Regions from separate parts of the Homo sapiens genome. Here region 2 is linked to region 1. The links are chromatin contacts, found by Hi-C or POLR2A ChIA-PET in ENCODE. All regions are on one chromosome and are shown on one strand. Each heading gives the region's core, a stretch centred on a gene start or an enhancer-like site at or near the end of the contact. The rest is flanking DNA. Distances are from core to core; before and after follow the strand shown.

Region 1 (7,701 bases), core at 3,302-5,801:
TTTCCTTAGTTGCATTTTTAGGGCAACCACACAAGATCTGTCAAGGTGAAAGCAGCTATGTCATGGCCAGTGGCAGGCTGGAACCATTGGATGGGTTTTCACTGCCTTCCTGGGTTGCTTTTCCAGGAGGACCCACATATGTGACAATGGCTCTTGGGGTCTAGGGGCGAGATAACAGGTATCTTAAGCCTCGATTTAGTGTGTCCTCAGGGAAGTTTTAAATGTTGGGCGTTGCTCCTAGCCCAGGATTCTTAGCAAATAGTAGTCATGGTAATTTCTGGCTTGCTGACTGCTTAAACAGAAGTTTCAAACATAGAAACAGGTAGTGGTTTTTACACATTATTGTATGCCTATAACTAGATGCTGGTCACAGCACAGCCAGGTGAAAAACCCAAGATGCCGCTGGTGATGAATCCCATTTGCAACAGTACAGTAACTAAAAATCCAAAAGAAAAAAAAATACAGGAGCTTTCATGGCATAAACCATAAGCCTTTACAGACACCAATAAAAGTAGACTTGAATAAGTGGCAGGATACTATAATAAGATTAAATTCAAATTAAAAGCCCCATGCGATTGGGAGAGCAGGATTGGACAAAGTGTTGCTAAAATATCCTGTAGGTAAGTGCCAATATTCACCAAGAAATCTTTAAAAATCAAGAGTATTGGAAAAATTTAAATATATTACAGACCTCTATGCAGATGTAGGTCTGTTTTAAGAGTAGATAGATGAATTGGAGAGCACAGGCTGCTGGCAGAGACCCCTCCTCTGCTCCACCCCCCAGAATAAGAGTTTATAGGCGGCATCACTAATTACGAGGGAAGGAAACTTATGAGTCAGTGGTGCAGGCATAATAGGTGGGGAATGGAGGTAGATTCTCTCCTCATACCGTATACTGACCATAGCTACTCAGTCTCCAGCCTCTTCAGTGGTCAAATGGAAAGAGCATGGGCCAAGGCCTCCACCCTGAAATAATCGCACAGTGAGCACACATGTTGGTGTGGCCCGAGACACCAGGTACACGAAGATGCTCTCGTAAGGCAGGATGTTCTGAGCACCTAGAGGTCACTGCCCAGAAACTGGCCAAGGGCCAGGCATGTTTTTCAACATACAGGGTTTGAATGCTCCAGACTTTCTGAATTAACCTTTTACTGTACAGGAACTACGTGGTGGCTGCACAGAGAGTGGGAACAGGCAACCGGAGACCTGAGTAGGGACTCGGGCAGGTGTTTGTGAAGAGGGGAAGGGGTGGAGATCTGGGGTTGGGAAAGGACACTGGAAGAACTCAGCCCATTGTCTGATCTCACACATGTTTAATGGAGGGGCAGCTGTCCTGAAGGCCAGAGGCCAAGGCCATCAGGAGGGAAGGCAGTGCTGATGGCTGAGGCACAGTTCAGTCCCAGGTTCCAGGGTCCACAGCAGAGCCCCGGCTGCAGCCTCATGCCCTCCTCCCCAGCACTGGCTTAGCAAGGGCCATGCCTGGTGATGATCTTGCAGAATGAAGGCTGAGAGTTTTCTTGTAGGCTGCTCGGTCTGTTTCTAATTGGGGAATGAGAAGATTTCTGAAGAGCTTCAAGGCATTGCTGCTGATTCAGATATTTCCACGGGTGCTGTGCATGCGACTTATTTTTTTCTCTCCTTGTCTTCTTCCTTCCTTCCTTCTTTTCTTTTCTTTTTTCTCCATTCCATTATGAATTATCATTACAGGATGTTTAAAAACATAGTTTTCGGTGGCTCACGCCTATAATCCCAGCACTTTGGGAGGCCGAGGTGGGCGGATCACAAGGTCAGGAGATCGAAACCATCCTGGCTAACACGGTGAAACCCTGTCTCTACTAAAAAAAAAAATACAAAAAATTAGCCGGGCGTGGTGGCAGCCACCTGTGGTCCCAGCTGCTCGGGCAGCTGAGGCACGAGAGTGGTGTGAACCCGGGAGGCAGAGCTTGCAGTGAGCCGAGATCACGCCACTGCACTCCAGCCTGGGTGACAGAATGAGACTCTGTCAAACACAAAACAAAACAAACAAACAAAAAAACGTAGTTTTTACCCATTTTCTGGAAAAAGAACATCTATAAAGATTGGACCAATTCTTGCCATGACCCTCTCTCCTCTTGTATGACCCTACAAGAGAAGAGACAGCCAGATTGGGGCAGGACAACACGTTCTTAGAAAGAGAATGCCACAGAGCAGACACCACACATTTGCTAGTGCTTTTTAGTTCAAAGATCCTGCTCATTCCATCCTCAGAAGCAGTTTTCACGGTTATCAGGGCTTTAGGGCCAAAGTATGAGAAGAAACTGAGGGCTGATCCCATTTCCTGTGCATTCAGTGTTTTCTTTTTTCTTCAGAGTCTCTGTCACCCACGCTGAGGTGCAGTGGCACCATCTCGGCTCACTGCAACTTCCAACTCCCTGGTTCAAGTGATCCTCCTGCCTTAGCCACCCAAGTAGCTGGGATTACAGGTGTGCACCACCACACATGGCTAATTTTTGTATTTTTAGTAGAGACAGGGTTTCACCATATTGGCCAGGCTGGACTTGAACTCCTGACCTTGTGAGCCACCCACCTCGGCCTCCCAAAGTGCTGGGATTACAGGTGTGAGCCACTGCACCCAGACTGAGCATTCAGTGTTTTAAAAATTAAAACAGCAAAGGATATTTCATTATCATTTGTATCTAGTGGGTATGATCCCATAGGAAAATTAGAAGGTGATGTTTCTTGCTGTGGGTTACGAATTCCCAGGAAATGGATGGGCTCTTCTGAGACAGGGACAGTCTGCACCACTGGCCATTCCCTTCTGGGAACAGAGCCTTCTCCACAGCAGGGCAAGCCCTGTGACTAAAGCACTGCTTCATCTCTGTTAGCCAAGCACTTAACGCTGTATCAGAAGATATTACAAGCTAATGATAAATGTGCCAAAGCCTGCAATACTTTAATCACTATTTCTCAGATTTATGTAAAAAGCAATTAAGGAAAGCTGTGAAATAAGAGCATAAATCACTAGATGAACATTTGACATTTAGTGCCCCGTTATGAGTGATGAGAGAGCACTCCAGCACTGGTTATTAGTGGACTCTTAAAGCAATCTCAAATTATGTGGAATTCAAATTCTGCGGAGTAATTAGAAATCTAAATAGGAATAAACTTTTCTCATTTAAGATATTTATGACTTAACTATTATTGAATTACCTATGAGCAAGAGCTGGGGAGTAGAAAAAAATCCCTTTCATGAACAGCCCAAAACAGTAAATAAGAGCAAGAGATGAGAAGTAGTAATAGGAACCAAAGGCCAAGACTTTTCTCCATATCACTCAACCACAACCCATGCCATTTAAAAGTTTACTGAGAGGGTATTGCACACCAGAGTTTAACCACCTTCTATGTTAGCCAACCCTACGCTGTTCTTTAATTATACACTGTAATTAGTACACTAAACACAATGTCTAGTAAATTAAAAAATAAATTCAGGTCTTAAGATACTTGTATCTGTCTTGGTTAAAGTTCTGAGTCAATTATTTGATAAAAGGGTGAGGAGCCTGCTTTTATGCTCAGCTGGAAGAGCTGTACATGTCACATGAAAGTACTCCATACACCTGGCATAGGCAGGGCCTCAGACGAATGAGCAGTCATGGGCTTCTCCAAACCAAACAACTGGGCCCTCACCTCCTCCACGTGGAATTCTTCTCACGCAAATAGACACAGGCCTCATAGCAGAATGGCAAAATTCTGAAAGTGTTATCTCAAAAGACCAGAAGGGGACATGAAAAAGAGGTGAACCGAGGCTTGAAAAAATGTCACAAATGGTGAATAGATGAGATCAGGGTGAAACAATGCAAATGTTACTGGAAAACAATAAAAGAAATGTTTGGTGAAAGAAAGTCTAAAACTCATTTCCTATGATATCTCATAGAGACTGTTTACTGCAGAAAATAGCTCAGGAAGTCATCGGTCAGGGAATGATCACTGGAACACCTCACTTTTTTGGAGATGACCTCTGGTAAGGACCAAGTCCTCTCTCGTGTTTGCTCTCATGACCCTCCCCGTGGGGGCTAGAGACTCTTCTTACTCTCCTACCTGTGGGAAAATGACTCACCCCTAAACACTTGGTGGTCAGGTTTGAAAGCCACACAGGCAGGCAGAAAAGTCATGGCAGGGGCACTTCAAAATAAATCTCTAAGGGAACTGAAAAAAAAAATTCCGACTAATCGAAGCCCTGAAAAACCTTCTGAATCCTACCCACTCTGCCGATTTTCTGAGGGAACCTCAGAAAATTAAGGATGTAGAAGCGGAACTCAAATACTGTTGCAGCTCCTCTTTTGGAAAAATCACTCTTTGCTGTAAACTTTCATGTTCATGGGACAATCCAACCAATATTTTAATGCTAGTAGCAATCACGGGACAAGCAGTTCCACTCGAACGTTCAGAAGCCAAGGAATAATGGCATGCCGGCTTCGATGCCTTCTGTCCTTGTTTACATAGTAAACGAGACTCTCTTAACGGCCCTTGGAAAGATGCCCTTTCATATTTGACACTGAATTCATCTGGTGCAAATAGAAAACCTTGAGGAAATGTGAGCCTGCCTTCCCCAGAGGTCAGCGCTTGTTATGTGAGCGCTGAGGGCCCTGCTGCCCCCTGCTGGGTCTGTACCCCGCAGAGACGCTGGCCACACCCAGCAGAGCCAGCTGCTCTCGGACCAGCTCTTCAGCCGGATCTGTGGTCGCCTCTGAAACCGCAGGCTCCCTCTGTGATGGGCTCGCCAGGCCCTGCTGCTCCTCCGGCTCACGGAAGTGCCCTGTGGTGCACGGGGTTTTCACTCCAGAGAGAGCCGGGGAACCCCGCCCCCATCAAAGTTGAAGTGTCCTCTATCCAAAGGAGCTCCTCTGCCAGCTTTTTTTTTTTTTCTTTTTTTCTTTTTTTCTTTTTTTTGAGATGGAGCCTCGCTCTGTCGCCCAGGCTGGAGTGCAGTGGCGCAATCTTGGCTCACTGCAAGCTCCGCCTCCCGGGTTCACGCCGTTCTCCTGCTTCAGCCTCCCGAGTTGCTGGGACTACAGGCGTCTGCCACCACGCCCGGCTAATTTTTTGTATTTTTAATAGAGACCGGGTTTCACCGTGTTAGCCAGGATAGTCTCCATCTCCTGACCTCAAGTGATCCACCCACCACAGCCTCCCAAAGTGCTGGGATTGCAGGTGTGAGCCACCGCGCCGGGCCACTCCTCTGCCAGCTTTGCAGACCACTGCCTCCCTGAAAATCAATCTGACATCCAAAACGTGTATGCTCGACAGTGTTCTGGTGTGTGTTTTACCACTTTAAAAACAAGAGTGGTCCAAACATCTACATTAAGGACTAACTAGTAAATTGAGACTTGCTCTCTGAAACTCCACAGTTATGGCCCTAAAAGTTCCCAAGGCAGGGCCTTGCACTTGGCGATGGGAAATGTAAATGAAATGTGTACGCTCAGTGGTTTTCATTGACTATTAGGCTTATGGCAGATAGTCTCTGCCAAGTTATAGAATTAGTATTCCTTCTCCAGATTTCTCCCTCTCTTACACCTGGACAACTGGAGCAGAATTCATAAAATTCTGTGCTGAAAAGGTGAATGTGCTGAGAGAAGGAGGAGGAAGAAACAGTCCCTCTATTTGTTCAGCCAAATGGCTAAACGCACCGTGACGAAAAGCTGGGGACCGAAAATGAGCCGCTTCAGTTTACGTGAAGCAAACTAACATCTTAAGTTACATTCAGCACAGACATATCTGCTGCAGTAATTTTTAAAAACCGTACAAAAAGTTGTTAGGCAATCGTTGCGAACACAATACAATGAAAAGAGCGCATGCCCTAAGTCATGGCTCAGTCCTGGGCACCAAAGCCAAGCTGTGCCATCCCCGGCAAGACCTGGAAAGTCTCCCGGCCTCAGTGTCCTCCTCCGTGAGGCCTGGATGTGAACCTCACAGGGCTGCGCTGAAGAGTAAATGTGATAATGAATCTGAGGACACTTTGTCAGTGCCATTCAAAAGTTCTTGTTTTAAAATTTATTGCTTTTGAAGCCATGTGAATTGGCTGTTGAGATATTTAAAAATTCTCACCACATGTGGCAAGGTTTATAGAGCCCTGAGTTACAGAATGCCAATTCACAAATGTCAGCCACACCCGGCTTTGGGGTGGCTCCGTGCGTCTTTGGCTGTGAGAACTGTACTCTCTGTACGCTGCTGTATTTGGTGCTGCTGGTGCCTAGGCTTCCTCTCTCTTCTCCCTTCCATTTCTCTTCAAAACCCCTCTCCCACTCTCCGCCACCATAGCACAGAGCCATGCTTCGGGCATAAGGTAATTAAATAGACTTTTGGAATTGACCTAAATACTGAAGCAGCGAGCACAACTAAGGTTTCATGTGAAAAAGTCTCACAATTCCCAAGGAACTGACAAACATACACATTTGAAGATCAACATATTTGGAGATTGAAGACTGCCTGGACAATATTTTTCCATGTGTAGGCCTAGCACAATTTGCTTTTTTTTGTAAATTAGATAAAGAACCTTCACAGCTAAAGACAGTACTCTAGCAAATGCTTAAAGCTATGACCAAGTAGCAAAATCATGAGTCGTGATTCTATTTACTTTTCTATATCCAAAGCTCAATCAAACTAGGAGCAGAAGAAAGCTTTCTCAATCCGATAAAAGTTATCTATTAAAAACTCTACAGATAAATACAATGAAATAGTGAACACATTTCCCCCTAAGTTGAGAACAAGACAGGGATACCCACTCATACCAGCTCTATTCAACCTTGATAGTACAGTAAGTCAAGAACAATAAATGAAAGTTACAAAGTCTAGAAAGGAAGAATTAAAGCTGTCTTTATTTGCAGGTGATAACGGTGTACACAAAACATTCAAATTCAGAGACTCGCATGGTGGAACTTTCTGAGGTGTTTCAAACATTCCATATATTGACCTAGGTGATGGTTACACAGGCATTTACTCATGTGAAAAGTCACTAAGCTTTACACTTAAGATTTGTGAATTTTACTTGGTATAAGTGTACTTCAAAATAAGTTATAATGGTTTAAAATCATTGGCCTGAAAATATAACCACTGATGGTTTCAAAACATGTTTGCAAATTATTTGATGCTCCTCCTTTCAAAACGTGGACTGTAACTCCCTCCCCTTGAATATGGGCTGAACTTAGCGACTCACAGCTAGTGAATAAAGGTGGTGGAAGTGAGGCCATGTGACTTCTGAGACTAGGCCATCAAAAGGATGCAGCTTCCACCTGGCTCTGTCTCTGCCAGGATGACACTCTGTGGGAAGGCAGCCACCATGTCATGAAGACTCTCAAGCAGCCTTGGGGAGATGCACGCTTGATGAGGAACTGAGGCCTCACACCAGCAACCAGCAGCATTGTGCCGGCTGTGTGAGCTCGCCAATGTGCAAGTGGATTCCCTAGCCATTCAAGTCATCAGGCCCCGGCAGTCCTGACTTTTTGACTGTAGCCTCATGAGAGAGCCTGAGCCAGAACCACCCAGGGAAGCTGCTCATAAATCCTTGCCCCACAGAAAACTTTGAGAGGTGATAAATGTTTATGGGTGTTTTAAGCCGGAGAGTTTTGGGGGTAATTTGTTACACAGCCATGGATAATCCTTGTCTTCAGAGTTAGTGATTATGTTTGAATCGGATGCTTCATGACTGGGAATGATTAAAATGTTAAA
Region 2 (7,701 bases), core at 1,897-4,396, 48 kb after region 1:
CTCCTCAGAAATTTGAGGCACCCCAGAGAGGCAGCCAGGTCTAAATGGAACAGCCCCCGGAGGACGCAGTTAGGCATCTGGAAGAACGGCACACTCGGCACCCTCGGGAAGGTGTGGAGGGAAGCGCCCAGGGAAGCAAAGAGCAGGGGGCTCCTAGGGGCTTCGGCTTCCCTCTCTTAGGCTGCTTCTCCCTTTGTTTCCCTTTTCTTGGGATGGTCTACATATTTGGGATGCTCATGGAAATTACTGCATGCCATCATTTATTCAAAGAAAATCCCCAGCATAATTTGGTCAAAGAGTTAACAAAGTTTTGGCCGGGCGCAGTGGCTCACGCCTGTAATCCCGGCATTTTGGGAGGCCAAGGCGGGCGGATCACGAGGTCAGGAGATCGAGACCATCCTGGCCAACAGGGTGAAACCCCGTCTCTACTAAAAAATACTCTTGAGTATAGCGAGAGACTCTGAGTGTAGTAGTGGTCTCACCCTAAAAAGGTGTTTGTTTGTTTGTTTTTTGAGAAGGAGTCTCGCTCTGTTGCCCAGGCTGGAGTGCAGTGGCGCAATCTTGGCTTACTGCAAGCTCCGCCTCCCGGGTTCACGCCATTCTCCTGCCTCAGCCTCCTGAGTAGCTGGGACTACAGGCGCCCGCCGCCACACCCGGCTAATTTTTTTGTATTTTTTAGTAGAGACGGGGTTTCACCGTGTTAGCCAGGATGGTCTCAATATCCTGACCTCGTGATCCGCCCGCCTCGGCCTCCCAAAGTTCTGGGATTACAAGCGTGAGCCACTGCTCCCGGCCAAGAGTTACAAAGTTTTACACTGTTAGCAAAGATGCTCCTTTAAGACTCTGTTTTTAAAAATGTGAACGTCGTTTTGTGCACATGGTAAAATATTTCAAAAAGCACTGAAGGATATGAAATAAAGAAGTGTTTCCCATTTTACTTTACTGCAGTCAGCAACACTTCCCAAAGACACCCACTGTTAATGATGTCATATTTGTATTTCCATCTTATTGGAAGCATATATATGCGTACGTATGTGTACAAAATATTGTTTTTGCAAGCAGGGCCATACAATAAACACTGTTTTGCATTTTGCCTTTTTCAACTAAGAAAATATTTGCTTGTCAGCATACATTGTTTTTCATGGTTGTGTAGTAATCTGTTTATGGATATGCCATAATTAACCATTCTAGCATGGATGGACATTTGAATTAATTCCTGCTTGGGTCTATTACAAAAAATTCCAGAGTAAATCATGTTTTGTTCACATCTGTAAGTACATCTGTAGCATAAACTCCTAGAAGTATAATTGCAGGTCAAAGTCCAGGTACCCTGAAATGTTTACAGCATAATTCCATATTGCCTTCTGCTGTCACGGAAGTGTTGGAATGTTTGTGGACTTAGCAGAACTTCTTCTGTAGAGGTCCTTTCAGTCTCAATGACATAACAGTATGGGCTGTCAATGTATTCACCTCTTAATGAAAAGACAAGCACAGGTTTAGGTCTTGGACTCAGGAGAACATATCTGAATGGACCACCTTAAGACAGACCCTGGAAAACAATTGGCTTTTCTAACTCAAAAAAATACCGTGCTGAATTAATGAATTGATGAGTCATGGCAGGGCCCATAGAGAAGTAACCAATACATTTCTCAGTTCAATTTTGCATCAAAAATAAAAAATAATTATAATTTAAATAAACATAAACATTAATCAGTTTCATTGCATTCTTATGCTAATAGGACATATACATAGTTTGAGATAAGTAAAAAAAAAAAATGTTCAAAGTCCTAACTGTAGATAGTTATTTTAAATGGTCAATTAAAATTTGTTTCTCCTATTTGCTTTGAATGCTATATTTGGCTTAGAGTTACCATATTAATACTAACATACAGTTATTTCTAAAATACATTTTGATGTTTTTTATTTTATGAATTTCATTCACTTTTTTGAATAGTTATTTTTTTTAAAAGAGTTTGGAAAAGATACGTAAGTCTTCTCATCTGTGAGTTGAGGTGTTTGATCTACAGGTTCATTGAGGTCCATCTGGCTCTAATAGTCAGGAAAAAATCATCAGCCTCAAGTTCAAGGGAATAATCTGTATCTTCAAAATTACAGGGGCTTTGTGTTTCAGTTTTTTCACCTTCAAATGAGGGTATCTAGTTGCTTTGCACATATGTGAAGGGCAAATATCAATAATTAGGCTTTAGCAAAAGGAGACTGTTCTTCGATAAATAAGCAATTCTGTTTCTCTGCATCCCCCCCCACCCCCAGCAAAAGTAGTTTTTTCTACAGTGTACATCTCTTGAGAGGATTAGTTCTATTTTCAGTAAAATGTTACCAATTTGGAAAAGTCATAATTCCAACAGCAGTTCTTAAGTTTACTTTTCTAATTAACTTACACTTAAAGAGTGCTAGAACTCACTTTTATAATAAAAATTAAATATCAATTTAATCAAATAACATTTATTGAAGCTTGACTTTGTGTGAGGCTCATGCACTTGAGTCTATCTGATGAGGGGCTAGGGAAGAGTCAACTGTATCAACTCAGACGAAAGGGAATTCTACAGTTGAATTTCCCAGGTCTCAGGTTAGTCAAGTAAAAACCCCAAATTCATGATTAATCACCCCACCATCAGCTTCCTGAGAAGCTTCCATGATCCAGCATCTACAATGAACATTTCCTTGGGACTAAATTATCCATCAACCAACATGAGACATATCTTTATTTTGGTTAATCTCCAAAAAGCCTTGCTCTGTGAGATTTACCCGAATTTCTTGCTTTTTCCACACTCTTTAACATGAAATTTCTGCATCATTGACATTTAGGAAAAGATGGAAAAACATCAGAGATGGAAAAAAATCTACTGGCCCATCTGTTATTCCCAACTGGTACAGCGTAGGTGTTCAAGGTGAAGAGAAAATGAATTCAAGTGGTCAATAAAGGACACACATATAAGGGGTGATGTCTGTTTCAATTTTCAGCCCAAGTTGCAAGATGTTCCCACACTTGACAACACAAGCTCAATGTACTGTACCTTAAAGATGAATTTGCAGGTGATACCCGGCTAGGGTGCAAAGGAGGGCAAGACTCCCGGGCCTGCTCTTGATTCCTCAGGTCCGGCTCAGGAAGGCCACAGATGCTGTCCTGAAATCACATTGTTGCAGCCCCTATATAAGGAGTGGAGGAGTTACAGAAATCCCTTAACCTTTCAAGGTCATTTGAGCCAAATTAGTACCAGAACCAGACAATATCTTTCCAGGGACATTGTAGCCTTCCCTCGTGGTGAGAGATGGCTCTAAACAAATCCCATCTCGTACTACCCCACCCTCCCCAGAGAAGGCGAGCTTCTGTTTTGGCAGGTCCCACAAGTACTATGACTTGGCCTGAACCAAGAGAGATGATTTAGAGCAGAGGCTGGATTATCCATGTGCCCTATTCCCCTGTGACTTGTGAAAAGCCAGTCTCTGCACCTTGGTGTGTAAAGGGGACTGGAATGGTGGGACGAGTTACACTTGGGTGTAACATTACAGGAAGACTTAGAGAGGCATCTGGTTCTTTGGAGCCATTAATCCTTGAATGGAATCTGGTGATGACATATCATGGTCTGCTGAGTTCTCTACCAGTTGGAGCAGGAATTGACCCCGGTGAGTGTTTTCCAATAAAATGCATCCAAGTGAGATCGACTTCTCATTTTAGAGTGGCTCTTATCCCATGATGGAGGAGCACATTTTGTCCTTAGGAAAAACATTTAGAATCCTCACTCATCTGATAACAAAAATAGCTTTGGTTTTTATCAAATCCTTTAACTATGCTACTAATTGCACACCCGTTACTTGGTTCAGTGGAGTATAAATTTATAACTTACATTATACATGTCAAGCTCATCTAATATTGATGTTCAGATGTTATCCTGCTGAAGTGATATTTAATGTTGAGTCTGTGAAAGTGTTTTAATAAGCCCCTTTACATTAAGCTGGATGCCTTATTTAATAGCAGAACCAAATTTTAGAGATGAAATTTTTTTTTTTGGTAAGGAAAGAGAGGAGTTAATTCTGAAACCGTCATGCAGGGTCCCACCTATATAAAATCAACAATTTAAAGAGAAAAAACTCAACAAAAATGTTTCTAAGGAGTATACTGAAATCACAGAAGTGAAGTTATATACATATTTGTATATTTCCACTTAAGAAAATATAGAGAAACTTGAATAATTAGCAGCTAACAGATCACTAGGTGTTAGTTTCCCTTCCTTCGTCCCTCCCTTCCTCCCTCCCTTCCTCCCTCTTTCCTCCTTTTCTTTCTCTCCTGTGAAAGTTATTTTGGCTACATGTGATGCCTCAGCCTTTATTGAAGCCATTAGCAAGACTCCAAGAGAAAGGTTATCAAACTATTTCTTATGTGGTGTTACTCCACTTGGCTTATAGCAATTCTGTAAACACTTACTTAATCTACTAATATAGAATCTTGCACAATTAACAATTTGTTCCACTTTAAGGAATGAGCATTTATGCTCTTCCTAGTTCAAATAAGGTTTTAATCTATAAGTATAGGGATGTCCACATTTTGATCTTGACTTTATCTTTGATTTGATTGGGAAGACAGAGGCCGCATGGCTAGAAAGTGGCAGAATTAAGATTTGAACCCAGGCTGTCCGACTCAAGCTCTTACTAAAGTGAGATGTTCAGCACATGTCTCTGCCCAAGCCCCAAGCACTTCCACTATTCATTCCCCTACCAATACAAGGAGTTTATCTGAAAGAGGAAGAGACAATAGAACATGTGTTCAGGTCAGAGCCCCTGCAAGACCCTACTTCTGGAAGGAGGAGCAGAGGCTGCAAGAGCTGCCCGTGGCCCAGGGTCCCAATGGGTGGAGGAGCAGAGCGGGGAACCCATTAAGGGGAGCTGGTTTCAAGAATTTAAGCAGGGATGCCCCCCCGCATAGCTTTTAGGACAAAAGCACACTTACTCAATGGAAGCTATTATTACCATTATCATCAATACAGTTATTACTACCCCGAGCATTTCTTCTTTCTCCTTATTTTGAAACAGGGAATTTATGCCACTTCACTTTTTGAATTTTATTTTTTTTCCTTCCTGATGTTGCCACCCAAAAGAGAAGGGGAGCCCCAGGGGTTACTGAGCATCTTGTACACTTAGTAGAGGTGTACATACCAACTGGACTCTGGGACCCAAAAGAAGAGATGTAAAGGAGAGAAAAAAAGAAACAGCACAGACAGACAAAATATCTTGTAGAAGACAATCAGGTCTATATTTATTTAAAAACCTTATCTGCCAAACAGGCCAAGGAAAGCCTCCCCAGTGATAGGCACTGCTGTAAACTAGAAACCTAACCCTTCTCCTGAGTACAGAGCCCTGGGAATTTCAAGCTCCAATCTACATTCACAGATGAGCCCCAGGAAGATTCCTTCTGGAAGTAGAGGGTCTGGTGGGGTGAGAAGGGGGTGACAATGATGTACCTACAGGCCTGTGTGGGGAGGGAAGAAACAGGAACCAGTAAATAGAGAACTGGAGGTCTCTTGCTGGATGTTTCATTCCAAACTTCTTGTTTTCACATCTTGCATTGCAAGATATAATACCAGTGGCTTATTGGCCATGGCCTGGACACGTGTGATATGTGGATAGCACTTGACCATCCAGCCCTTTATTCCCATCATCATGGAGCTAGTCTGAGGTCCAATTCCTTTGTGTGTGTGATGACCAGTTCCAGTATAGCTGTGAGGTATGTGTATTAAAATCTGTACCTGGGATTTGTTTTAATCAAGTGTAGTAAGACATGCAGATGCAGAAATGACTGTCATGAGGGAAGAAGTTCATATTTACAAATCCCTAGGAAGAAGAGGTACGGCCATCGTGCCATGCAGGGGCATGCGGCAAGCACCAGGGTTGGTCAGGAGGCAGAGAGAGGCAAGAGGGGACAGTGTGGACCAGAGCCTTTTTTGGGGTTTTTGCAGGAAGGGATGGGTATGGTGACCTTAGGATTGACAAGTTTGAATAACTTTGGTGGGCTCTGGGCCATAGGGTGGTCTTTATTGCCTGGTTCCTGGTCCTGGGTGGCTTAAAGGAAATACTGGCTTGGTGTGGAGAGTTTGGGGAAGGAGATAGTGGGGTGTGGGCTCTGGACTGGTTGACTTGCATATCACAGGGGTGCTTGCAGGGAGACACGTGCTATCTCCAGGAATTAGCTTGCCCTGGAGGGGCAGGTTCTCCAGGATCAGGGCTCCAAATGTCAGTGCACACAGAATATGGAAAATAAGACATTAGAGTTGATGCGGTCTGGATAACTGCTGGAAGGCCCTCCTGGATGGCATTCCCATATCGGTGTCACCTCACTGTCATGCTAGCTCTGTCTAAGGCAAAGGGTGCCAGCAGCCCTGCCCCCCAGCCTGCTGTGTCCTGGGTGCAGCTAGCCACTGTGAATGGTCAGGGGAACCCAGCCATAGCAGTGTCTAGATAAACCACCACCTGGGCAGAGTCTGACTCTGAGACCCTCCTGTCCTCTTCTCAGGCACCCCCTCAACCTTCATTTCTGTTTCCTCTGGCCTCCTCCTGATGGCTGTGCCTTCCCAGGTGGAGACTCCTGGGGCCTCTTTTCTCTCTCAGCCACTAAATCCTGTTGATGGTGTCAGCTGGGTGACACAGATATCTAGGCGTTCGAAGTTAGGCCCCTGGCTCTGCCTGGGCTTGTAACCTTGTGGAACTTTCTCATGTATGCATAGGCGCATTGTTTTTTCTTAGAGGGTTCATAATTTTCCTTAAATCCTCAAAGGGCTCCATGACTCTAAGAGGTTTACTATTAACAACAACAGCAATGATAACACCGAGCATCTCTGGCATATGTCCTATGTTCCAAACACTACTTTAAGCCCTTTGTAAGTATTAACTGTTCTCATCCTCACACAACCTTCTGAGGCACAGCGAGACTAAGGAACCTGCCGTCACACAGATCAGCAGTGTGGCTACAGACCTGGGAGCAGCAACTGTGGCCCTCAGGCCAAATCTGGCCCACTGCCCTTTTTAAAATATGAATTAATCATCCAGGTGCGGTGGCTCACGCCTGTTATCCCAGCACTTTGGGAGGCCGAGGCGGGCAGATCACGAGGTCAAAAGATCAAGACCATCCTGTCCAACATGGTGAAACCCTGTCTCTACTAAAAATACAAAAATTAGCTGGGCGTGGTGGCACATGCCTGTAATCCCAGGTACTCGGGAGGTTGAGGCAGGAGAATTGCTTGAACCCATGAGGCGGAGGTTGCAGTGAGCAGAGATCGAGCCATTGCACTCCAGCCTGGAGACAGAATGAGACTCCATCTCAAAAAAATTAATCAATCAATTACTTTTACTGTGACAAGATACGCATAACATAAAATTCACCATTTTATCCATTTTAAAGTGTACAATTCAGTGGTGTTTGGTACATTCACAATGTTGTGTAACTATCATCCCTGTATGATTCCCCAACATTTCCATCATCCCCAAAGGAAGCCCTGCACCCATTAAACAGTCAGTCCCCATTCCCTTCTCCCCCCAGTCCCTGGCAATCACTAATCTGCCTTCCGTCTCTATGGATTTACCTGTTCTGGATATTTCATATACATGGAATCATAAAATATGTGACCTTTAGTTTCTGGCTTCTTTTGCTTAGCAGAATATTTTCAAGGTTCATTCATGTTGTGGCATATA

What was found. A loop is a pair of places that touch in the nucleus more often than their neighbours do. ChIA-PET counts read pairs that join two places held with the same protein, here RNA polymerase II (POLR2A). Pooled maps may share reads with other maps.
Region 2: a map of heart right ventricle shows a loop between it and region 1 (2.9-fold over the local background). The contact joins the promoter of FAM240B here to the enhancer-like site in region 1. A Hi-C loop is called at or near these places in 12 of 168 maps with a recorded cell type or tissue (A673, GM12878, IMR-90 and 8 more), 5 of 37 single-sample maps with no recorded cell type and 9 of 50 pooled maps. POLR2A ChIA-PET finds 5 or more read pairs at or near these places in 3 of 52 experiments (A549, AG04450 and IMR-90).

What each region holds. Positions count from the first base shown.
Region 1 is chr9:38,667,905-38,675,605 of GRCh38, forward strand. No RefSeq gene overlaps it. Among named protein-coding and RNA genes, the nearest start is that of FAM240B, 48 kb to the right of the region's middle. RefSeq lists an enhancer at 4,364-5,007. Within about 2 kb of position 4,552, at least 5 of the 41 ENCODE cell types and tissues checked have a DNase peak (open chromatin) inside an H3K27ac peak, as active enhancers do; they include Panc1 and heart right ventricle, where a contact is called at or near this core.
Region 2 is chr9:38,716,987-38,724,687 of GRCh38, forward strand. It overlaps FAM240B (family with sequence similarity 240 member B), which reads right to left and starts at 3,147. Exons shown (of 3, transcript NM_001394922.1): 1 at 3,036-3,147.